Linked DNA regions of Homo sapiens: region 2 is linked to region 1. A link is an interaction called in ENCODE POLR2A ChIA-PET data of the cell type or tissue named here. Cell type or tissue: PC-3. All regions are shown on one strand. Each heading gives the region's core, and the rest is flanking DNA. Links, peaks and the distances in the headings are about the cores only. Region 1 has its middle 18 kb from the start of KSR2. Region 2 overlaps NOS1 (nitric oxide synthase 1).

The links. Peaks named below come from ENCODE experiments on the same cell type or tissue, not always from the same donor. Only the 100,000 strongest peaks of a DNase experiment are listed, where the experiment ranks them.
Region 2: POLR2A ChIA-PET joins it to region 1 with 29 read pairs; 1 of 35 experiments calls an interaction of 5 or more read pairs at or near these places.

Annotation. Positions count from the first base shown.
Region 1 is chr12:117,980,589-117,992,637 of GRCh38, forward strand. No RefSeq gene overlaps it. Among named protein-coding and RNA genes, the nearest start is that of KSR2, 18 kb to the left of the region's middle. In PC-3, for the core only: no CTCF peak of the experiment used is centred there; DNase peaks (open chromatin) are centred at 4,733, 6,353 and 6,743; H3K4me3 peaks cover 1,192 bases; H3K27ac peaks cover 3,845 bases.
Region 2 is chr12:117,336,991-117,349,039 of GRCh38, forward strand. The region is part of intron 1 of NOS1 (nitric oxide synthase 1); the gene reads right to left. Among named protein-coding and RNA genes, the nearest start is that of NOS1, 19 kb to the right of the region's middle. In PC-3, for the core only: no CTCF peak of the experiment used is centred there; DNase peaks (open chromatin) are centred at 5,891, 6,541 and 7,931; H3K27ac peaks cover 2,113 bases.

The DNA of each region.
Region 1 (12,049 bases), core at 3,972-8,971:
ATGGAATAATATTCAGCCATCAAAAGGAAGTTCTGATACATGCTACCATATGGATGAACCCTGAAAACACTATGCTAAGTGAAAGAAGCCAGTCACAGAAGACCTCACTGTACAGGTCTTTTATGAAATATTCAGAATAGGCAAATCCATCCAGATGGAAAGCAGATTAGTGGTTGCCAGGGGGCAGGGGAAGGAGGGTGGGGAGCGACTGCTAAATGGGTATTGGGTAATGAAAAACTTCTGGAACTATATAGTGGTGATGATTGCACAATATGAATGTGCTTAATGCCACAGATTGTATACTTCGGTTAAATGATACATTTCGTAAGCGTATTTTACCACAATAAAAATGTAAGAATAATTTTTAAAAGAGTGAACCCTGCCTCTCAAAGGGTTTATTAACTAGATACACTAACAGGCAGCCCTCAGGGTCAAATTTAGCCTACACATGAGTTTCATTTGGCTACACGGAGTTTTAAAAGAGTCTGAGTTTGCTGCTAACATTTAGGAAATGGGATGTTTCACCTAAAAATTCTGACCACTAGTTTATTTTGAAAAAATCCCAAAATCTGGCTCCACTTGAGCTGCGTTTCCCGCTGGCAACATCAGGATGGGGGTGGAGTGGCTTCTCTCCTTGGGGACAGATGCTTTCCAGTTCTTTTAATCCCCTTCCCCCAACCCTCACTTTGGCTCCCTCCCACCTCTGCTGTGACTGCCTGGACCCCATAGGCACTAAAGTGTAGAATTTCCAGTACTTGCACAGAACAATTAGAAGACAGATAGATAATCAAGTATAGAAATGAAACAAAACGCATGGTGACTTCCATTTTTATTCCTTTCTAAATGAGATGTCAGTGGGTTACCATTTCACCCGAAATGCTATATGACTGTTGAAGTCTTTACCTTGAAAGGGGTAAGAAAATTTCCCCTTAAAGCAGCAGCTCATCACTTTAGCTGCACTCAGGAATCACCTGGGAAACTTGATTTTTTTCTTTGATACAGGGTCTTGCTCTGTCGCCCAGGCTGGAGTGCAATGGCGTGATCACAGCTCACTGCAACCTCGACCTCCTGGGCTCAAGTGATCTTCCCACTTCAGCCTCCCAAGTAACTGGGAATACAGGTGTGTGGCACCACGCCTAGCTATTTATTTATTTATTTTTTATTTTTTATTTTATTTTTTGTAGAACCAGGGTCTCCCCTGTGTTGCTCAGAGTGATCTCCAATTCCAAGGCTCAAAGCAGCCTTCTGTCTTGGCCTTCCAAAGTGCTGGGATTACAGGTGTGAGCCACCGTGCCCAGCCAAGGAAATGTTAAAAACTATCAATGCCCGGATCCTACCTGCTAAAGATTCTGATTTATCTGGTCTGGGGTACAACCCAGGCATCAAAATTTTTCAAAACTCCCCGGTGATTCTAATGTGTAGCCAAACTTGAAAATGACCACTTTACAGCTTCCATTTATTTATTTATTTATTTGAGACAAAGTCTTGCTCTGTCACCCAGGCTGGAGTGCAGTGGCACCATCTCTGCTCACGGCAACCTTCGTCTCCCAGATTCAAGCGATTCTCCTGCCTCAGACTCCCGAGTAGCTGGGATTACAGGCATCCGCCACCACGCCCAGGTAATTTTTGTATTTATAGTAGAGATGGGGTTTCTCCATGTTAGCCAGCAGCGGTGCTCAGCCAACTTCCTTTTGTTTATTTATTTACTTACTTACTTACTTACAGAGTCTCGCTTTGTCCCCCAGGCTGGAGTGCAGTGGTGTGATCTCGGCTCACTGCAACCTCTGCCTCCAGGTTCAAGCAATTCTCCTGCCTCAGCCTCCTGAGCAGCTGAGATTATAGGCGCCCGCCATCACACCCGGCTAATTTTTTGTATTTTTAGTAGAGACAGGGTTTCACCATGTTCGCCAGGCTAGTCTTGAACTCCTGACCTCCAGTGATCCACCCGCCTCGGCCTCCCAAAGTGCTGGAATTATAGGTATGAGCCACGCACCCGGCCCCAACTTCCGTTTAAAAAATTGTCTTCTGTTGGCCTCAGATGACAAGGACCCAACTACACAGAAGAATCTTTGTAGTTTCGCTGGCATGGTGGCTCACGCCTGTAATCTCAGCACTTTGGGAGGCCGGGGGGAGGGTGGAGAATTGCTTGAACCCGGGAGGCAGAGGTTGCAGTGAGCCGAGATTGCGCCATTGCATTCCAGCCTGGGCAACAAGAGCAAAACTCTGTCTCAAAAAAAAAAAAAAATCTTTCTAGTTTCAACTCAAGTGTGTTTTGTTGTTCTTGGTATATACCTTTACAGATACATTCTATCTTCAGCTGCCCACCAGGCATCTTGGCAGATACAAGAAACATATGAATAATCTATTTTCAGATTTTTTTTTTTTGGAGGAGAATCTGTTGATTCATTATCACATACAGCATTTGGCTGTAGCTCATGCCTGTAATCCCAATGTTTTGTGAGGCTGAGGTGGGAGGATCACTTGAGCTCAAGAGTTTGAGACCAGACTGAGCAACATAATGAGACCTCCCCACCCCTGTCTCTACAAAAATTTTAAAAATTAAAAATTAGCCAGGCATGGTGGTGCATACCTGTAATCCCAGCTACTCAGGAGGCTGAGACAGGAGTATCGCTTGAGCCCGGGATTTTGAGGCTAGAATAAGCTATGATCACGCCACCACACTCCAGCCTGAACGAAAGAGCAAGACCCAGTCTCTAAAAAATATATAGTATTTATTTATTCAATTATTTAAGAAAAACAGCATCTAAAGAATCTCATAAAATCTGAAAGTTACCCCACACTTGTTTAACTGGTGTTAACGACTCTAGTCCATAGTGTGCTATATTCTTTTTTTTTTTTTTTTTTTCTGAGACAGTCTCACTCTGACACCCAGGCTGAAGTGCAGTGGCACGATCTTGGCTCACTGCAGCCTTCGCCTCCCAGGTTCAAGCGATTCTCCTGCCAAAGCCTCTCAAGGAGCTGGTATTAATTTTTGTATTTTTAGTAGAGACGGTTTCACCATGTTGGCCAGGCTGGTCTCGAACTCCTGACCTCAAATGATCCACCCGCCTCGGCCTCCCAAAGTGCTGGGATTACAGGCATGAGCCATGTAATTTACATGGTTTGTCATGTAAATACACGTGCGCTCTTCCAAGTGGTCACCCCTTCTTTTTTTTTTTTTTTTTTTTTTTTTGAGACGGAGTCTCGCTCTGTCGCCCAGGCTGGAGTGCAGTGGCGGGATCTCGGCTCACTGCAAGCTCCACCTCCCGGGTTCACCCCATTCTCCTGCCTCAGCCTCCCAAGTAGCTGGGACTACAGGCGCCCGCCACTACGCCCGGCTAATTTTTTGTATTTTTAGTAGAGACGGGGTTTCACCGTTTTAGCCGGGATGGTCTCGATCTCCTGACCTCGTGATCCGCCCGCCTCGGCCTCCCAAAGTGCTGGGATTACAGGCGTGAGCCACCGCGCCCGGCCGGTCACCCCTTCTTAAAGTGCAACCGTGACACAATGGCTGATACCCTGGACATGCATCGTCCACGTGCTCCTGCCTGTGAGCTCTCTCCCAGCACACCGGAGCTCTTCCATGGTACATGATAACAACTGCTGGAAGAAAAAGCAAAACCCGTGCCATAGGCTGGACATATTCAAGGTATGCTTTCTACTCTAATACAGACCTTTCCTGCAGCCAGCTGTGCCCTAGTCAGAGAGGAAGCCTGCATCTGCCCTGCAGCTCCCATGTGGGTTGTCTGCCTGGTCGGTGAAAGCAGAAAGTGCCTCCTCTTTGTACCTCATCACAGCTGTCTGCATCTCGCCTTGTGGCACAGTGTTGACTCGGCTTCCAGCACCCATCTGTGACTTGGCAAAAAGAAAAAGAAAAAAGAAATGCATGTAGTGTGAGGACAAAAGAGCCCATAGAGTCCCAGATGAGCTCAAATCATCCCAAATTTGATTGCCTTCTGAAAGGTACAGACCCAGGGTTTATTAAGAACTCTCCCCATACTCCAGTCTGACAAAATGAACCGAAGGTCCTTTACAAGGATCTTCTGCAAGTTTTCAATTTTCCTTTTCTCTGGAAAAAAAATGGGGGGAGGAACTGAGAAATGCTGAGCTAAGCAGGTCACAGATTTTCCTGTTTTGTGCTTTTCTGCACAGAATCAGAAATCAGTTACCGGGTTAGTTTTCTTGGTAAATGGAGAACACTTTTTATTTTCATCATAGGAAATACACATGTTGGCTTTTCTTTTTTCAAGACAGACCTAGCCCATGATTTGCATTGAACTAGAAAGTTTATAGTCCTCAATCCTGGGATGTCACTGATTCATTAATTCATCCAATTCAAATATTGATAAATTTCTGATTGCACATAGTCTGATTGTCAATGATAGGATTGAAATCAGACTGACAGGCTAGAAGGACAAGAAGTTGCAGAATTGGAGGGGGTGATGAACTTTCATCATCACAAATAGAGGTGGGGATCCAGGAGAGGAAGTTGAGCATTGCAGGTAGGAATATTGGCCCTAAGCCAGAGGGCTTGAGTTCAAATCCCAGCTCTGCCACTTCCTGACTTTGTGACCTCAGGCTAGTGGTCTCATCTCCTGCATCTGAGTCTCCTCACCTGTAAAATGAGGGTAATAATAGAACCTGCTTCAAAGGGTTGTACCGAGGATTAAACATGTGTAAAGTGCTTAGAATACTGCCTGAAAATTACATGTAACTGCTGCCGCCTGGCAACAAAACCCACTATAGAGGCAGAAGCATATCTGTGGCATGACAGATTTATATCCAGCTAGCATTCTTGCCAATCTATTAAAAAATTTGGCTGGGTGCTATGACTCATACCTGTAATCCCAGCATTTTGGAAGGCCAAGGCAGGCAGATTGCTGGAACCCAGGAGTTCAAGACCAGCCTGGGCAACATGGTGAAAGCTCATCTCTACAAAAAACACAAAAATTAGCTGGAGTGGTAGTGCACCTTTGTGGTCCCAGCTACTCCAGGGACTGAGGTGGGTGGATTGCTTGAGCCTTGGGAGATGGAGGTTGCAGTGAGTTGAGATCATGTTACTGCACTCTAGCCTGGGTGACAGAGCAAGACCTCGTCTCAAAAAAGAAAAAAAATATATCGAAATTGGGTTAAAATGGGAAGGTCTGGTTCAGAATTTCTCTTTTTTTTTTTAATTGAGACAGAGTTTCGCTCTTGTTGCCCAGGCTGGAGTACAATGGTAAAATCTCAGCTTACTACAACCTCCCCCTCCCAGGTTCAGGATATTCTCCTGCCTCAGCCTCAGGAGTAGCTGGGATTACAGGTGCCCCCACCACGCCTGGCTCATTTTTTATGTTTTTAGTAGAGACGAGGTTTCACCATATTGCCTAGGCTGGTCTCAAACTCCTGACCTCAGGTGATCCACCCGCCTCAGCCTCCCAAAGTGCTCGGATTACAGGTGTGAGCCACCACGCCTGGCCTCACAATTTCTTAAAATGTCATATCAGTTGTACCAGAAGCACCTGGGTTGCATATGAAACTTGCAGAATCGCAGGTGACACACTCCAGACCTACTGAATCCAGCAGCTATGGTCCGAATGTTTATGTTCCCACAAAATTCATATATTAAAATCCTAACCCCCTAGGTGATGGCATATTAGAGGGGCGAATTTGGGAGGTGTTAGGTCATGAGGGTGGAGCTTGGAGACTGGTGCCCTTATAAAAGAGGCCCCAGAGAGATCCCTTGCCCCTTCCACCATGTGAGGGTACAGTGAGAAGATGGCTGGCCGGGCATGGTGACTCATACCTGTAATCCCAGCACTTTGGGAGGCTGAGGCGGGCGGATCACTTGAGGCCAGGAGTTTGAGACCAGCCTGGCCAACATGACGAAACCCCATCTCTACTAAAAATACAAAAATTAGCCAGGCGTGATGATGCATGCCTGTAATCCCAGCTACTCAGGAAGCTGAGGCATGAGAATCACTTGAACCTGGAGGTGGAGGTTGCAGTGAGCCAGGATCACACCACTGCACTCCAGCCTGGGTGACCGAGTGAGACTCCATCTCAAAAAAAAAAAAAAAAGAAAAAGAAAAAGAAACTCAGCAAGGGCTAGAGAGGTATTACAGGCTCACTAACACCACATGGAGACTTTCTCCTTGATGAAATGATTGGAAGGGAATTAAAAGGGGAATCACCTCCCCCTTGGGTGATTCAATGTCATTTAATGTTGGGTCTAAGCACCACCTAAAATCATTTCCTAGTGAGTCACAGCTTATGCTTTGTGGAGAACTTCAATGAAGTCTTTGAAAGTTTACTGACTCTGCATTTGCAAAAAAAAAAAAAAAAAAAGAACAAAACTAAAAATGACCCCAGGCGACTGGAGACACCACTGGTAGTCATGGTTCATGTAGTCCATAATTCTGTTGCCATGAAAATTTAGAACTTCTCTCAGATGTCATTCTCAAAGGGTGAGCGCATCAAAAGGATTTGGGTTAGGATCTGACCACCCACTTACTCACTGTGAACTTAAGCAAGTCTCCAGAAACCTTAGTTTTTTCACAGCTATAAAATAAGCTGATGCTTGTTTAAGCCAAGATGAAATAAAATGATGTATGAAAAGCCCTACCACAGTGGAGGACACATAGTTAATGTTCAACAAATGGCAGCTTTTAAAAATTACCAAGGCTTTATATTTTTAACCACTTTTACTAGTACTCTTTGTAAAGCACTGTTCTACTTCCTAAATGCAGTGTAACTACTGGATGACTCACGGTTATCATTTTTGAATGCTTCCATAGTCACTTTCTTGTCATTTGGACATATTTCAAACAACTTCCCATATTCGCCCTCCTTCTTGGCCATCTTGAATATGCAGTGGGCTGAGAACCAAGCTAAGTGTCCACCAATAGAGAATGGATTAAGTCAAGTATGGCAACATTACATAGGTAGCAAATAAAAATGCAAAATATACTTCACTAGTCATCGGAAAAATATTAATTAAAGCAACAAGATATTTTTGTCCATCAGCATAGCAAATACTAAAAAGTGTAATGTTATTTAAGGTTGTCGAGGATACAGCAAATAAGCACTCTCCTGCACTAATGGTGGGGGTATCAATTGGTACAAACTTTTTGGAGGGCAATTTGTTAGATGCATCAAAATTTAAGATATATATAACATTTGACCCATCAATTCCACTTCTAAAAAATCTATGCCAAGGGGTCTGTTCCACATGGACACAAGGATGTATGTGCAAAAACACAAGTGTTAGTTGGTGAAGCAGAGAAATTAGAGCCTTTGTGCATTGCCAGTGGGAATGTAAAATGGTACAACCACTACAAAAAACAGTATGGCGGTTCCTCAAAACACGAAACATAGAATTATCATGTGATCTAGCTGTTCCACTTTTGGGTACATACCCAAAAGAACTGAAAACAAAGACTTGGACAGATATTTGTGTACCAGTCACCAAGGTCCATACAGCATTATATGCAAGAACCAAAAGTTGGAAACGGTCAGGCGCGGTCGCTCACCCCTGTAATCCCAGCACTTTGGGAGGCCAAGGCAGGTGGATCACCTGAGGTCAGGAGTTCGAGACCAGCCTGGCCAACATGGTGAAACCCCATCTCTACTAAAAATACAAAAAAATTGGCCAGGCATGGTAGTGCATGCCTGTAGTCCCAGCTATCACTTGAACCCGGGAGGTGGAAGTTGCAGTGAGCCACAATCGTGCCACTGCACTCCAGCCTGGGTGACAGAGCGAGACTCCATCTCAAAAAAACAAAACAAAACAAAAAGTTGGAAACAACTCAAATGTTCATCAATGGATTAAATATATAAAATACATATAATGGAATATTATTCAGCCTTTAAAAAGGTAGGAAATTCTACAGTATAACATAGATAAACCTTGAGGACTGATATAGTTTAGATATTTGTCCCACTCAGATCTCATGTTGAAATGTAACCTCCCACCAAAAAAGAAATGAGATCCCTAATGTTGGAGGTGGGGCCTGGTGGGAGGTGATTAGATTATGAAAACAGTTTATCATGAATGCTTTAGCACCATCCTCTTGGTGCTATCTGTGACAGAGAGTGAATTCTCCTGAGATCTGGTTGTTTAAAAGTGTGTGGCACCTCTCCTCCCTCTCTCGCTCTCTCTCTCTTTCACTCCTGCTTTCTCCCTGTGATGTGCCTGCTCCCCCTTTGCCTTCCAGATGATTGGAAGCTTCCTGAGGCCTCCCCCGAAGCAGAGGCTGCCATACTTCCTGTACAGCCTGCAGAACCATGAGCCAGACAAATCTCTTTTCTTACGACTTACGCAGTCTCAGGTATTTCTTTATAGCAATGCAAGAATGGCCTAATACAAGGACATTATGCTAGGTGGAATAAGCCAGTCACACACACACACACACACACAACACCAATACTGTATGATTTTTTTTATATGAGGTACTAGAGTAGTCAAAATCATAGAGACAGAAAGTAGAATGATGGTGGCCAGGAACGGGCAGGAAAATGAAGGAAAGTTAGTGTTTAAGAGAGTCCAATTTGGGAAGATGAAAATGTTCTGGAGTGGATGGTAGTGATGCTTGCACAACATCATAAATGTACTTTATTTTATTTATTTTATTATATTTTTTTGAGATAGTCTTTTCTCTGTCGCCCAGCCTGCAGCACAAAGGTGCAATCTTAGCTCACTGCAACCTGTGCCTCCTGGGTTCAAAACATATGCCTGTCTCAGCCTCCTGAGTAGCTGGGATGACAGGCGCATGCCACCATGCCTGGCTAGTTTTTTGTGGGGTTTTTTTTTTTTTTTTGTATTTTAATAGAGATGAGGTTTCACTGTGTTGCCCAGGCTGGTCTCGAACTCCTGAACTCAGGCAATCCACCTGTCTCAGCCTTCCAAAGTGCTAGGATTACAGGCGTGAGCCACTGCGCCCAGTGTGTTTGTTTATTTATTTATTTATTTATTTATTGAGATGGAGTCTCACTCTGTCACCCATGCTGGAGTGCAGTAGCACAATCTTGGCTCACTGCAACCTCCACCTCCCATGTTTAAGAAACTCTCTTGTCTCAGCCTCCCGAGTAGCTGTGACTACAGGCACACACCACCATACCTGGCTAATTTTTGCATTTTTAGTAGAGACGGGGTTTCGCCATTTTGATCAGGCTGGTCTTGAACTCCTGACCTCAGGTGATCTGCCTGCCTCAGCCTCCCAAAGTGCTGGGATTACAAGCTTGAGCCACCGCACCCAGCACTATGTTGTTGTTTTTTTCTTTTTAGATGGAGTCTCGCTCTGTCACCCAGGCTGGAGCGCAGTGGCATAATCTCAGCTCACTGCAACCTCCGCCTCCCAGGTTCAAGCAGTTCTCCTGCCTCAGTCTCCTGAGTAGCTGGGATTACAAGCGCACGCCACCAGGCCTGGCTAAGTTTTGTATTTTTAGTAGAGACAGGTTTCACCATGTTGGTCAGGCTAGTCTTAAACACCAGTCCTCGAGATCGGTCTGCCTCAGCCTCCCAAAGTGCTGGGATTACAGGCATGAGACACCACTGTGCCTGGCCCTTTTTTTTTTTTTTTTTTTTTTTTTTTGAGACAGTTTCACTCTTGTTGCCCAGGCTGGAGTGCAGTGGCAAGATCTCAGCTCACTGCAGCCTCCACCTCCCGGTTCAAGTGATTCTTCTGCCTCAGCCTCCCAAGTAGCTGGGATCACAGGCACGTGCCACCACGCCTGGCTAATTTTTGTATTTTTGGTAGAGACCGGGTTTGACCATGTTGGCCAGGCTGATTTCAAACTCCTGAGCTCAGCTGATTTGCCCACCTTGGCCTCCCAAAGTGCTGGGATTACAGGTGTGAGCCAAAATGCCCAGCCATGAATGTACTTTAAAATGGTTAAAATGCATCCAGCGAAAGTTTGCTATCCAGAATCTGTAAGGAACTTGAAGAATTCAACAAGCGAAAAACAACCTCATTAAAAAGCGGGCAAAGGACATGAACATACGCTTCTCAAATGAAGACATACAAGCAGCCAACAAACATAGGACGAAATGCTCGACATCACTAATCGTCAGAGAAATGCAAATCAAAGCCACAAGGAGATACTATCTCACTCCAGTCAGAATGGCTATTATGAAAAAGTCCAGGGCTGGGCATGGTGGCTCACACCTGTGATCCCAGCACTTTGGGAGGCCGAGGCAGGTGGATCACCTGAGGGCAGGAGTTCGAGACCAGCCTGGTCAACATGGCGAAACAAAGACACACGTACTTATATGTTCATTGCAGCACTATTAACAATAGCAAAGACATGGACACAACTTAGGTGCCCATCAATGGAGGACTGGATAAAGAAAGTGTGGTATATATACACCAGGGAATACTACACACTCATAAAAAATAACAAAATCATGTCCTTTGCAGTGATACGAACACAGCTGGAGGCCATTACGCTAAGTGAATTCATGCAGGAACAGAAAACCAAATACTGCAGTTTCTCACATATAAGCAGAAGCTAAACAAGCACACATAGACATGAAGATCGGAAAAATACACACTGGGGACTACTAGAGGAGGGAGAGAACGAGGAGGGTGAGGGCTGAAAAACTGCCTATTGGTGATTATGCTCACACATGGGTGATGGGATCATTTGTGCCCCAAACCTCAGCATCACACAATATACTCACGTAACCAACTTGCACATGTACCTCTGAATCTAAAATAAAAGTTGAAATTATAAATAAATAAATAATAACATGGTTAAAATGGTAAATTCCTTTTTTTTTTTTTTTTTGAGACAGAGTCTTGCTCTGTTGCCCAGGCTGGAATGCAGTGGCACAATCTCAGCTCACTGGAACCTCTGCCTACCAGGTTCAAGTGATTCTCCTGCCTCAGCCTCCCGAGTAGCTGGGATCACAGGCACCCACCACCCTGCCTGGCTATTTTTTGTATTTTCAGTACAGACAGGGCTTCACCATGTTGGCCAGGCTGGTCTTGAACTCCTGTCCTCAGGCGATCTGCCCACCTTGGCCTCCCAAAGCGCAGGAATTACAGGTGTGAGCCACTGCACCCTGCCTAAAATGATAAATTTCATGTCAAGTATATTTTACCATAATTAAAAAAAATTGATACTACACCAAAGAGTGTTACTTTTAAACAGAACTTTGATGATCTGGGAATATTTTTCTTCTAATTGCAGGTTCAACACTATGTGCAATAAGAGAACAAACGATATTGGAAATCGGGTCTCAAAATAAGCAGAATGTTACTGGGTTTGTCTGTCTTTTTTCACTGTTTCTCCTATTCATCTTCATTTCCATAAAAATACAAACAGAATTCTGCTAATGTTTATTAAACAGTTAATAATTTAAAAACTAGACACTGTGATAACTATGCTCTTCACAAAGCTGACAGATTACAAGGATTCAATAAGACAATACATATAAGGCTAGGCACAGTGGCTCATGCCTAAAATGAGCACTTTGGGAGGCTGAGGTGGGTGGATTGCCTGAGGTCAGGAGTTTGAGACCAACCTGGCCAACATAGCAAAACCCCGTCTCTACTAAAAATACAAGAATTAGCTGGGCAAGGACAGGCGTGGTGGCTCACGTCTGTAATGCCAGCACTTCAGGAGGCTGAGGCAGGTGGATCACCTGAGGTCAGGAGTTCAAGACCAGCCTGCCAATATGGTGAAACTCTATCTCTACTAAAAATACAAAAATTAGCCAGGCGTGGTGGCGGGTGCCTGTAATCCCAGCTACTCAGGAGGCTGAGGCAGGAGAACCCAGGGGGCAGATGTTGCAGTGAACCAAGATCACGCCGCTGCACTCCAGCCTGGGTGACAAAGCGAGACACAGTCTCCAAAAAAATAAATAAATAAATAAATAAATAAATAATAATGAAATAACATGTATAAAGTGCTTTGCACAATTAATTAGGTATTGTTATTTTTATCTCATTTAATTCTCAAAACATTCCTATGACATTGTTATAACAATGTGATTATTATTATCCCCATTCTGCAAGCAAAAAAAAAAAAAAGGCTCAGAGAAGTTAAGTGATTTGTCCACGTTCAC
Region 2 (12,049 bases), core at 3,800-8,799, 640 kb before region 1:
TTGCCATGCTGTCCAGGCTGGTCTTGAACTCATGGGCTTGAGCAATCCTCCTGCCTCAGCCTCCCAAAGTATAGGGATTACAGGCATGAGCCACTGTACCCAGCTGCTTTTTACTCTTTTTTTTTTTTTTTTTTTTTTTTTTTGAGACGGAGTCTTGCTCTGTCGCCCAGGCTGGAGTGCAGTGGCGCGATCTCGGCTCACCGCAAGCTCTGCCTCCCAGGTTCACGCCATTCTCCTGCCTCAGCCTCCCGAGTAGCTGGGACTACAGACATGTGCTACCATGCCCGGCTAATTTTTTTGTATTTTTAGTAGAGATGGGGTTTCACCATGTTAGCCAGGATGGTCTCGAGCTCCTGACCTTGTGATCCGCCTGCCTTGGCCTCCCAAAGTGCTGGGATTACAGGCTTGAGCCACCGTGCCCGGCCGCGCTTTTTACTCTTTTTAATGTGACTTATAAAGCCCAACATTACACACATGGCTTGCATTATATTGCCATTGGGCAGCATGGGTCTAGAGTGTGACCGTTGTTCTTTCTGTAGCCTACCATCCCTGGATCTCCTCAAGAACCTACTGGTAACAGCCAGGCAGAAGACACTTCTTAAAGTTTTCCCTTTTAAAGAAACCAGAAAAATGACAAAGAGGGTTTGCAAATATCACGTCACCTTTTGAAACTGACCTCTGGGAATAGGCATGGTGGGGGTAGCATGGAAAGAGAGAAAATCCACCCAGAACCATATGAATAGAGAGGTCATAGTAGAATGTCCCCTGGGCTAATAGTCCAGTATCCAAAATCTTGCTTCCAAGTGTCAGTTAAAATCTAACCCAGGGCTGTCATCCCAGCACATTGGGAGGCTGAGGCAGGCAGATTGCTTGAGGCCAGGAGCTTGAAATCAGCCTGTGCAACATAGTGATATCCCATTTCTACAAAAAACACAAAAATTTGGACAGGCGCGGTGGCTCACACCTGTAATCCCAACACTTTGGGAGGCCGAGGCAGGTGGATCACTTGAGGTCAGGAGTTCAAGACCAGCCTGGCCAACATGGTGAAACCCCATATCTACTAAAAATACAAAAAAGTTAGCTGGGTGTGGTGGCAGGCACCTGTGATCCCAGCTGATCAGGAGGCTGAGGCAGGAGAATGACTTGAACCTGGGAGGCGGAGGTTGCAGTGAGGCGAGATTGCGCCACTGCACTCCAGCCTGGGCGACAGAGTGAGACTCTGTCTCAAACAAAACAAAAAAAAACAAAACAAAACAAAATAAAAATTAGGCATGGTGACACATGCCTGTAGTCCCAGCTATTCTGGAGACTGAGGTGGGAGGATCAATTGAGCCTGGGAGGTTGAGGCTACCGTGAGCCAAGATAGCACCACTGCATTCCAGCCTGGGTGACAGAACAAGACCCTGTTTCATAGGCGGGAACTGAACAATGAGAACACATGGACACAGGAAGGGGAACATCACACTCTGGGGACTGTTGTGGGGTGGGGGGAGGGATAGCATTAGGAGATATACCTAATGCTAAATGACGAGTTAATGGGTGCGGCACACCAGCATGGCACATGTATACATATGTAACTAACCTGCACATTGTGCACATGTACCCTAAAACTTAAAGTATAATAATAATAAAATTAAAAAAATCTAACTCATCTGTACAATAAATGTGTCATTAAAGACAATGAGGCAGATCTCTATCTGCAAATAAGAAATGAACTCCAAGGTATACCATTAAGGTGCAAGCAAGTCAGTTCTGTATATGTAAATGTAAAGGTTATTCTGGAGGAAACGGATATCAATGGTTTTACATGAATAATATCAAAGAAAACAAAACCCAGCCTGCCTGTGAAGTCTTGACTCTTTTCAGTTTATACACCCACAAAATATCTGATGGAGTTTCAGCCCTGTTTCCCATCTCCCTCCAATCTCATTTAAAAACAAACTCCAAGTCCTCCAAGTCTTCAAAAACAAAACAAAATACTGCCACCCCCAACACAAACAAAAGACTGAAAGCGTAAACCCAACTGCGCTCTTTTAAAAAATGCAAAACCACCAGCTTCTTTACATTTCCTGAACTGCTAATTTGCAGTCTTTCCCCAGAGAGATCACCACCCAGGAATCAAGCTGAAGTGCTTTCTCCCATGCCGGTAAGTCATGGCGGCAAACCCACAAGTCCCCACAAATCTGGGGGTTAAGTTGACATTCTTTGCCTTGGGGATCCCAAAGACACAAGCATCCTGAGTCTCCTCAGCCACGGAATTCCCCCAGTTTCATGGCTACAGTTTGCCTATGATGATGTCAATCTTCCCACCTCTGATGCCCATATCTCAGAGGTAGTAACAGGCTCAGCTTAGAGTTACAAGCACGAGCATTAATGATTGTTTAAAATGTGACACACACTCTGTTGTCAAGGCTTTGGGAAATCCCACTCTCTTACATTGCTGCCAAATACAACCTCTTTGAATGGCAGTTTGACAATATCTACCTCCAAATTTAAAATACATATATCTTGGCCTGACAATTCAAATGTCAGGACTTTCTCCTGCAGGTAACCTGAAAGGAACATCCTTAAACACATACAAAACTCTTCTTTGCAGGGTTCTGAATATCTGAATATCAAGAGATTGAGAAAATCTTAAGTACCCATCAATAGAAGACTATTAAATCAACTATGGCACATCCATACAACGGAATTCTGGGCAGGCATTAAATAAGCAGGAGATTAGAGCTAAAAAGACCAGACCAGTGAGGAATGCTCTTAAAGATACAGTGTTAAATTTAAAAGCAAGGTGGAGCACACCCATTTAGAAATATAATTATAAGTCCATCCTACAGCTTCATCATGCATTCATCCATGTTTCCACATAAGCTTGGAGATGCACTGAACAGCTCTGGAAAATTATTCAAGATATCAGTACCAGTGGTTACTTCTAGGAAAGGGGGCTGGAAGGCTAGAAATTGGGTGGGAAGGAAGCTTACTTTTTATTGTATATTCCTTCATATTAGATTGCTATTCTTTATTTATTTATTTTTGAGACAGGGTCTCGCTTTGTTGCCCAGGCTGGAGGGCAGTGGTGTAATAACAGCTAACTGCAACCTCCAAGGCCTGGGCTCAAGTTATCCTCAAGCTTTGGCCTCCTGAGTAACTGGACTACAAGCACACACCACCGTGACTGGCTAATTTTTTAACTTTTTGTAGAAACGGTGTCTCACTATGTTGCTCAGGGTGGTCTCAAACTCCCGGCCTCAAGCAATCCTTCCACCTTGACCTCCCAAAGTGCAGAGTTTATAAGCATGAACCACTGTGCCTGGACTAAATTATTATTTTTTAACAATGTTTTTTGCATCAATTTTAAGAAAAGAGTAAGGTCTTTGAAGTCAGACTGTCTGATTCTCTACTTGGCTTTGTGATCGTGGGCAAGTTACTTACTCTCTCTGAGTCATAGTTTCTGCATCTATTAAATAGGGGTGATAATAGTGCCTACATAGATAGGGTGTCTGAGGATACAAAGAGATAATAGTTAATGTTTTCTCCTTTTTTATTTATGTATTTATTTTGAGACGGAGTCTCACTCTGTCACCCAGGCTGGAGTGTGGTGGCGCAATCTCGGCTCGCTGCAACCTCTGCCTCCCAGGTTCAAGTGATTCTCCTGCCTCAGCCTCCTGAGTAGCTGGGACTACAGGCACCCGCCACCACTCCTGGCTAATTTTTGTATTTTAATTTTTAAATTTCTATTATTTTTATTCTTTTTTGAGACGTAATCTTGCTCTGTTGCCCAGGCTGAGTGCAGTGGCGTGATCTTGGCTTACTGCAACCTCTGCCTCCCAGGTTCAAGTGATCCTCCTGCCTCAGCCTCCTGAGTAGCTGATATCACACCTGGCTATTTTTTTTTTTTTTTTTTTTTTTGTATTTTTAGTAGAGATGGGGTTTCACCATGTTGGCCAGGCTGGTCTCGAACTCCTATCCTCAAGTGATCCACCTGCCTCGGCCTCCCAAAGTGCTGGGATTACAGACATGAGCCACTGTGCCCAGCCAATAGTTAACGTTTTCTATGTTATTACAATGCACCATAGACTAGGTAAGTGCCCAGGAAATGGATCCTTTTACCACCACTATTACTAATTATCATCACGTAAGCAGTCATTTTTCTATTGAGCATCCGTAGTGTCTGGTGGATGTGCTGCTTAAGGCACTTTGTGTTGAAAGACCAGGTAAAAGGTACGGACACGTGGACTGGTCCTGTCTCCCATGGGAGTCGATGACTGTCATTGGCTCCTTTTCGGAATGCTGCAAAAGCAGGATTCAGTTTGTCGGAACACGGCACATGAAAGATGCATCCAGAAGCACTGAGGCCCCAGAACTTGGTGGTGAGTCAACACCACTAGGGCGGGATGAGGAGGACGGTCTGGTTCATCACAGGGAGAGAGCTGCAGGGCTGTCATCCCGATGTTAGAATAGATCTGGGGAATCACAGAGTCTTCATTTCAGCTTCGTTTTGCAGAGCTCATTTACTTGAGCTAGTTCGGCCAACGGGAGACCAATATATCCATCCATCATATGACAGAAAATTTCAGAGTTTGGGGCTAAGGTTCTTAAGTTCCTTCTATCCATGGACGCTTCAGTGGCACAAAAGCACAAAAGTGGCACAGATGCACTTCTGCCTCCCACCCTTGCCCCTACATACCTGCCCCATTGCTGTAAATGCTGTGTGGGGGTCAAAGGCATGAATTTGGAGCTAGAAAAACCAGGGTTTGTGACCCACCTCTGCTGCCTATTAGCCTCAGATTCCTCATCTGTAAAGTGGGAACAATTCTGGTTTCTGCCTTAAAGATGGAAACCAATAAATCACATGGGATAATTTAAATGGAAGTGCATTAGAGGGGATAATTCATCTATAGCATGTGGTACTGTTGACTATTATTTTTAGAGTCACTTTAGATTACACATCAAGATAATTGAACCATTTCAGGCTAGATATGCAAACATAATCATGGCCAAGAGGACAGCCTCATTACTATAAAAAGGAAACATATTATCAGCGGTCTCGGAAACTTTTCTTAACAATCATTAAAATAAGATGGCACATATTTTCTAACCCCCATCAACATTATACTCTTTTACTTTTTTTTTCCTCCCTCCCTCTTTCTCTCCTTTGCCTCCTCTCATCTTTTCTTTTCTTTCCTTCATGCCAACCATTCATTTGCCTACTCATACATAGCTCTCCCCAGGACAGGGCAGTCAGCGTGGAGCTTGCATTGGGATTACAGGGGTGGATAAGATAGACAGCATCCCTGCCCTCAAGCTTACAACCTAGGGTGGAGGTAGTTGGAGATTAATATTAGTGATAAAAACAATGAGTAGAACAAAAGCGAAAATACAGGGTGCTAACGAGACCTTGCATAAGGGACATAACATGGTCTGGGTGGTGGTGGTCAGGGAAGGCTTCCTGGAGGAAGAGTCAGGATCCAGAGTTGGCCAGATAAGAAGGTGGATGGAGGAAGTGAGAAATGGAGGACAGAGACCAGCGTGTGAGAAGGCACTGTGGTAGGATGGAGCTGGCATTGGGGTGACAGAAGAAAGCCATGTCACGAGATAAATCTGGAGAGGTCATCAGGGGCTGGATCATCAGGTCTCTTGAAAGGCAAGTTAACAATTTTGGACTTTATTCTTAGAGCGATGGCAAGCATTGGAGGGTTTTGAGACAAGAAGTACAGTGGTCAGATTTAGATTTTATGAAGATTACTCTGGCTGCTGCTGGATGGCAAATGGGTGGGAAAAGCAAGGCTGGGTATGGGGAGCCTGGTTAGGAGGCTGCTGCAGGCCAGAGATGAGCAATGATGGTGGTTAAGGATCAGGTGGTGAAAGGGAGGAAGGAAGGAAGTGGGTCGATTTAAGAGATGTTTACAAGATTGAGTCAACAAGATTTGGTGACTAATTGGATACAGAAGCTAACGGAGAAGGAGGTGTCTGCAGTGACCTCCCAGCTCCTGGCTTCCACTAGTAGAAGGAGTGTGAAGGATTTCCTGAGAGAGGGAAACCTGAACAATGGGGTAAAAATAGGGTGAAAGGGCTGGATGCCTGTAATCCCAGCACTTTGGGAGGCTGAGGCGAGAGGATTGTTTGAGGCCAGGAGTTCAAGACCAGCCTGAGTAATATAGTAGGACCCCCATCTCTACCAAAAAAAAAAAAATTAACTACGATTGTGCCATTGCACACCAGCCTGGGTGACAGTGCAAGACTCTGTCAAAAAGAAGGAAGGAAGGAAGGAAGAGAGGGAGGGAGGGAGGAAGGAAGGAAGGAAGGAAAATGGGGGTGAAAGAAAGAATAAGAATGAATGAAATTCATTTCATAGAACTGTCTTTCATGAATAGTAATAATTTAGTTGTGGTCTAGTATATTGCAAGAATCAACATTTCCTAATAACGTCATTTCCATAATTCTGAGAATTCAGCTACAAAAAATATGCTCAATTTGGCTCAATTCCAAGCTTTGCCATTTATAAGCTATTTGATCTTGGATAAGTCATTTAACATTTTGACTCTCAATTTCCTTTTGTGAAATCGAAACAGTAATAACAACTAGTTGCCAAGACTTTCGTAATGATTAAGCAAGATGGACACCGTAAAGGGCACTTTGTAAACTGTAAATGTCAACTATAATGACAATGTTGAATGTTTATTTTTCAGGGAACATAATAACTGTTTTCTCCAAATTGCACATCAGTGTTAACTTGAGGCTCAATCAAATTTCTCCTCTCATGCCTGGCATCCTTGGGTGCTTTCTGGTGTAGGGGAGCTGAGTCAAAAGGCTGACAAAAGGTGCTCAGGGAAGAAAAAAGAAGTAAGAATAACTATTTTAAGAGAGCAGTAATAAGATTTGTTCCCTTCACTCGAAAGTTGCCTTTACATAGATCCACAACATCCATATAGGCCTGAATCAGTTACAAATGAATTTCAGTAAAGGGAAAACATGTTAAATAGAAAACATAAACTACAATGGCAGAAATAATTCCACATATGTCAGATATACCAGTAATAACAATAAATGCAATTGGGTCAAACTTGAGTAAAAGATCAAGACTCTTCAATTGTATAAAATGTATTTGCAGTTGCCCTACCTTAGTATGAATGTGTAAACTAGTACCAAGGACAGGAGGGAAAATATTCATTAAGGCAGGCCTGAGCCTAGTATACATTTGCTGGCCACATGGAGCTAAAGCACCACAGGTCTGCTTTCATCTGCACAATATAATTGACTTTCTTCTTAGAATATGTTAGCACCTAGTAAGCATGAAATAAGTATTTGGTGAATAAGCGCTCAACTATTCACACTGAGTACTTATTAGGTTGAAATATATGAAATTAACAGTTTTGCAAATGATCAACTTTTTCAATTTCGTACAGTTCAACTTAATATTTTGAGCATTTTTATATGTAAGCACTTTATTGGAAGATCTCATTTTCATTCTTGCAACACGATATGAACATGACATGACATTATAATTCCCATTTTATAGATGTTAAAATCAAGGCTCAAAGACATTAAGTCATAGGTTATGCAGCTAGTGTCAGTGGTGGGGACTCAAGTCAAGTTTGTCTGAACTCAACGTCTTTGCTTTTCTAATGTTCTAAGTACTGCTATATATTTTTAGCTCAATTCTACAATTTTAGTAATTGAAAGTTGAAAGAGATGCTAGGGATTTTCTACTCCAATTCACAATATTGATTTTATAAACCTCCTACAGGGCTCAGGGAACCCTGAAAATCCTGAAATTGTGTGCACAACTTTTGTGATACGTGCATTTATATGGGGAAAACAGGCCATGGCATTAATACAATTTTCCAAGTATTCCATTACACAATAAATAACAAGGGTAGAAGTCACTGGTTTCACATTACATTTTGGAGATGAGGAGCTACAGGCTCATAGTCAGGAAAGGACTTGCCTAAGATTCTTAGAAACAGAGTCAGAACGAAGATCAAACGCGGGCTATTATGATTAATTCTTGCTTGCTTGCTTGGTTGCTTGGTTGCTTTCTTGCTTTTTTTTTTTTTTTTTTTTGGCAGTGTCTCACTCTGTTGCCCAGGCTGGAGTGCAGTGGCACAATCTCGGCTCACTGCAACCTCCGCCTCCTGGGTTCAAGCAATTCTCCTGCCTCAGCCTCCTGAGTAGCTGGGACTATAGACGCCTGCCAGCTAATTTTTATATTTTTAGTGGAGATGGGATTTTGCCGTGTTGGCCAGGCTGGTCTCAAACCCCTGACCTCATGTGATCCGTCTGCCTCGGCCTCCCAAAGTGCTGGGATTACAGGCGTGAGCCACCGCGCCCGGCTGCAAGATGCTCTTTCTGTCTTGTTATGCTGGAACTTAACAATTTAAATTATTGCCCAACAGTCAAATATTGGCTCACCTCCCTTCCTGGTGAAATACCTCCAAAAATTATCCGCCTCCTGAGGATCGATAACAGGGTATCTGAAGATACCACTACAAGTGAGATGAGGGGACAAGGCTAACAGATTCTAGTCACTTGTCAAAGTAAATGTTTAAACAATCAATTTCATAATTAGGATAAGAAGCTTAAAATATATATTTAGTGCTGTAAGGGAACCATAGATGATAATGTACTTTTTCAAATAAAAAATCAAATAAAAATAATGATTATGGTATCAGAGACGTCTGCTACAATTCCTTCATTTACTCAGCTTTTATCAATTAACACTTAGGGCTGGGCTCAGTGGCTCATGCCTGTAATCCCAACACTTTGGGAGGTTAAGGCAGGAGGATTATTGAGCCCAGGAGGTCGAGGCTGCAGTGAGCCATTATTGTGCCACTGGACTCTAGCCTGGGTGAAAAAGCAAGACCTTGTCTCAAACAAACAAACAAAAAAACAACCACCTGTGCATAGCACAGGACTTGGCACATAATAGGTACTCAGTGAATCAGGGTCTCAATCTCTAAGTCTACAGCTATTGAATGAAGCAGCCCTGTGAGAGGTGAGAGGGAGCAGTGGGGACTGTAGAGAACTGGAGGGCCCATGCCGTGTTTGGAGAGCAGTTCCAGCCAGTGGTTGCCATGCAGAAAGCCAAGACTGGTCTCACTTCACTTCCTGAAAGCAGCTGCAGGGAGGTGATGGCATGGCCCATTACAAATGAGTGAATGAATGAGACTTCAGACACTTGGTTAACAAAACTTGGATTCAGGCCAGGTGCCGTGGCTCACGCCTGTAATCCCAGCACTTTGGGAGGCTGAGGCGAGCGGATCACCTGAGACCAGGAGTTTGAGACCAGTCTGGCCAACATGGTGAAACCCCGTCTCTACTAAAAATACAAAAATTAGCCAGGCGTGGTGGCACGTGCATGTAATCCCAGTTACTCAGGAGGCTGAGGCAGGAGAATGGCTTTAACCCGGGAGGCTGAGGTTGTAGTGAGCCACGATCACACCACTGCACTCCAGCCTGGACCACAGAGCGAGACTCTGTCTCAGAAAACAAAAACAAAAACAAAACTTGGATTCAGAAAAAGGAACGACAATGTGGGGTGGGTCTTAATGGAGTTTGCAAAACCACCAGCGATGAACATGGTCTAATGCTTTGCTACCCAAAGCGTGGTCCATGCACCAGCACCAGCAGCATCACCTGGGAGCATGTCAGCAATGCAGAATCCCAAGGCCCAGCCCAGACCTATGACTCAGGCTCTGCATTTTAGGAAGATCCCCCAGTGGATTTATGTGCACACTGGAGTTTGAGAAACACTGGTACGGTTTGCTTCTAAAGCCCCGTGTGACTTTTTGTGACCTACACAAATGGCCATTTTAAAGGAAATTTCAACTTCAACTCAAACTATCACCTGTTCTGCACAAAAAATGCTTCAGATCCAGGATATCACATTCTTCAATCAGGCTCTGGTCAGATTCTATCAAAGACAGCCCATAGGTATACAAATGAATTGCGTTTGGTTAATACAGTTAAATTTTTTCCCCCAAATTTGTTATCACCATTTAAAAACTGGAGGTTTCAGGCCGGGCATGGTGGCTCACACCTGTAATCCCAGCACTTTGGGAGGCCAAGGAAGGTGGATCACTTGAGGTCAGAAGTTGAAGACGAGCCTGGCCAAGATGGTAAAACCCTGTCTCTACTAAAAATACAAAAATTAGCTGGGTGTGGTGGTGCACACCTGTAGTCCCAGCTGCTTGGGAGTCTGAGGCAGAAGAATTGCTTGAACCTGGGAGGCGGAGGTTGCAGTGAGCCAAGATCGCGCCACTGCACTCCAGACTGGGTGAAAGAGAGTGTGACCCTGTCTCAAAACAAGGAAAAAAAAAAAAAGAAAAATAAACAAACAAACAAAAAACTGGAGGTTTCATCAAAGATAGAAATTTCTGGCTTTCTTGGAGCCATGGAAGATATGTTTACACTGGGCCTGTGTTCCTGAGCACACTCCAAACAGCTGGAGTAGGTGGTGGCGCCTCCCCCTTTAGGTGGGGCATGAGCTCTCTGGTTCCCCTGCAAAACCCTGTGGCCCCCGTCATTCATTTGTTTCTTGCAAATAAGTATTTCACTATAGGCCTTTGACTGTGGGACCCCTGCTAGTGAGTGAGTTTTAAAGGGCAACAAGGAAGGTCACCTTCAGAAGCTACTCAATGAAGGGACAGCATGCTCAGTGACTTGGGTCTTGTCCTGGGTGGTTCCAGTCGATCCAGGTGTTTGATGGGATCCCCACCTCCGCATGAGATCACAGCATCCACCCCAGCTTGTGCCCTGGGGCTGATACTCAACACTGACCTTGTTCTCCCTGGGTTAAATCTACTGAGAGTGACGCAGCACTTTGCACGATCATCTTGAAGTCTGAATCTGTTTCTTCTTTCACTTTGGGTGTGCACCAAAGCCCTTCCTGGAGTGACACCTTTCTGTCTAAATTGGGCTTTCTCTTTTGATGTCAAACCAGTCCTTGCATACTCATTCTAACAGGAGCTGAGTGGAATGCAACTTCCTTCCTCCATTCCAAGGGAAGATTCAGTCCCAGATCCCCTACATTTTTTTTTTTTTTTTTTTTTTTAGTGACTCTACCTGGGGGTTACCTGAACTGGCTTGGTCTTTATCTCGTGTTGCACCAGCACACCTGGGAAGCCCCTGGAGGACACCCTACCTCGACACTGCGGGACACATCCCCACCTGAGTCAGCTTTACTGAACAGAGCTCTGCAAATAACCCCTGAAATAAAAATCACAGAAGAGAACGGTGTCACCTTCAACAGTCTATAAGCTGATGTCGCAGAGGTTGGAAGGAAGGGTTAAAGGGGAATGTCATGGTTCAGGATCACAGGCATGGGATTCAAATCCTGATTCTGTCATTTACTGACACGTGACTCGGTCAAGGGCTTCAGCATCTTGGTGCCTCCGTTTCTTCATCTATAAAATGGCAAAAAACAATAGTCCTGAATCTACTTTGCAAGACTCTTGTGAAGATTCCATGAAGTAACGTCATGTTTCCCATGCTGCTCTTACCAACATCATATCTTTGCACCATACCTGTGTCTCACCTATGCAATTATTTATTTAATATTTTCCCTTACAATGAACTCACTTTCTATCTTAGATACTATAGCCTCATCCTAAAAGCTAATATCCACGAAATCGTCGTATAAATTTGCTAACTGCTTTTTTCTATGATCTATCAAAACAAATATTTAATGAGTAAATTTTTTAAAAAATGGCTCCTTGATCTAATCATGAAAACACATGGAACAAATTCACACAAAGTGGCACTGTAACTGACCAGTCATCTTCAAAGGTGTCAAGCCCGTGGGAGACAAGGAAAGACTGACAAACTGTCACAGATCAGAGGAGGCAGAGAGAAATCAGCGCCGAAAGCAATGTGGGATCCTGGAACCGAAACAGCACAGTAGCGGAGAAAGTGGTGCAATTCGAATAGGGTCTGTCGTTTAGTTAATATCATGCCATTGTCAATCTTCTGTTCTTGATAATTAGATTATGGTTATGTACGATATTAACATTGGGGAAACTAGGTCAGGGTATAAAGAAACTCGTTGTACCAT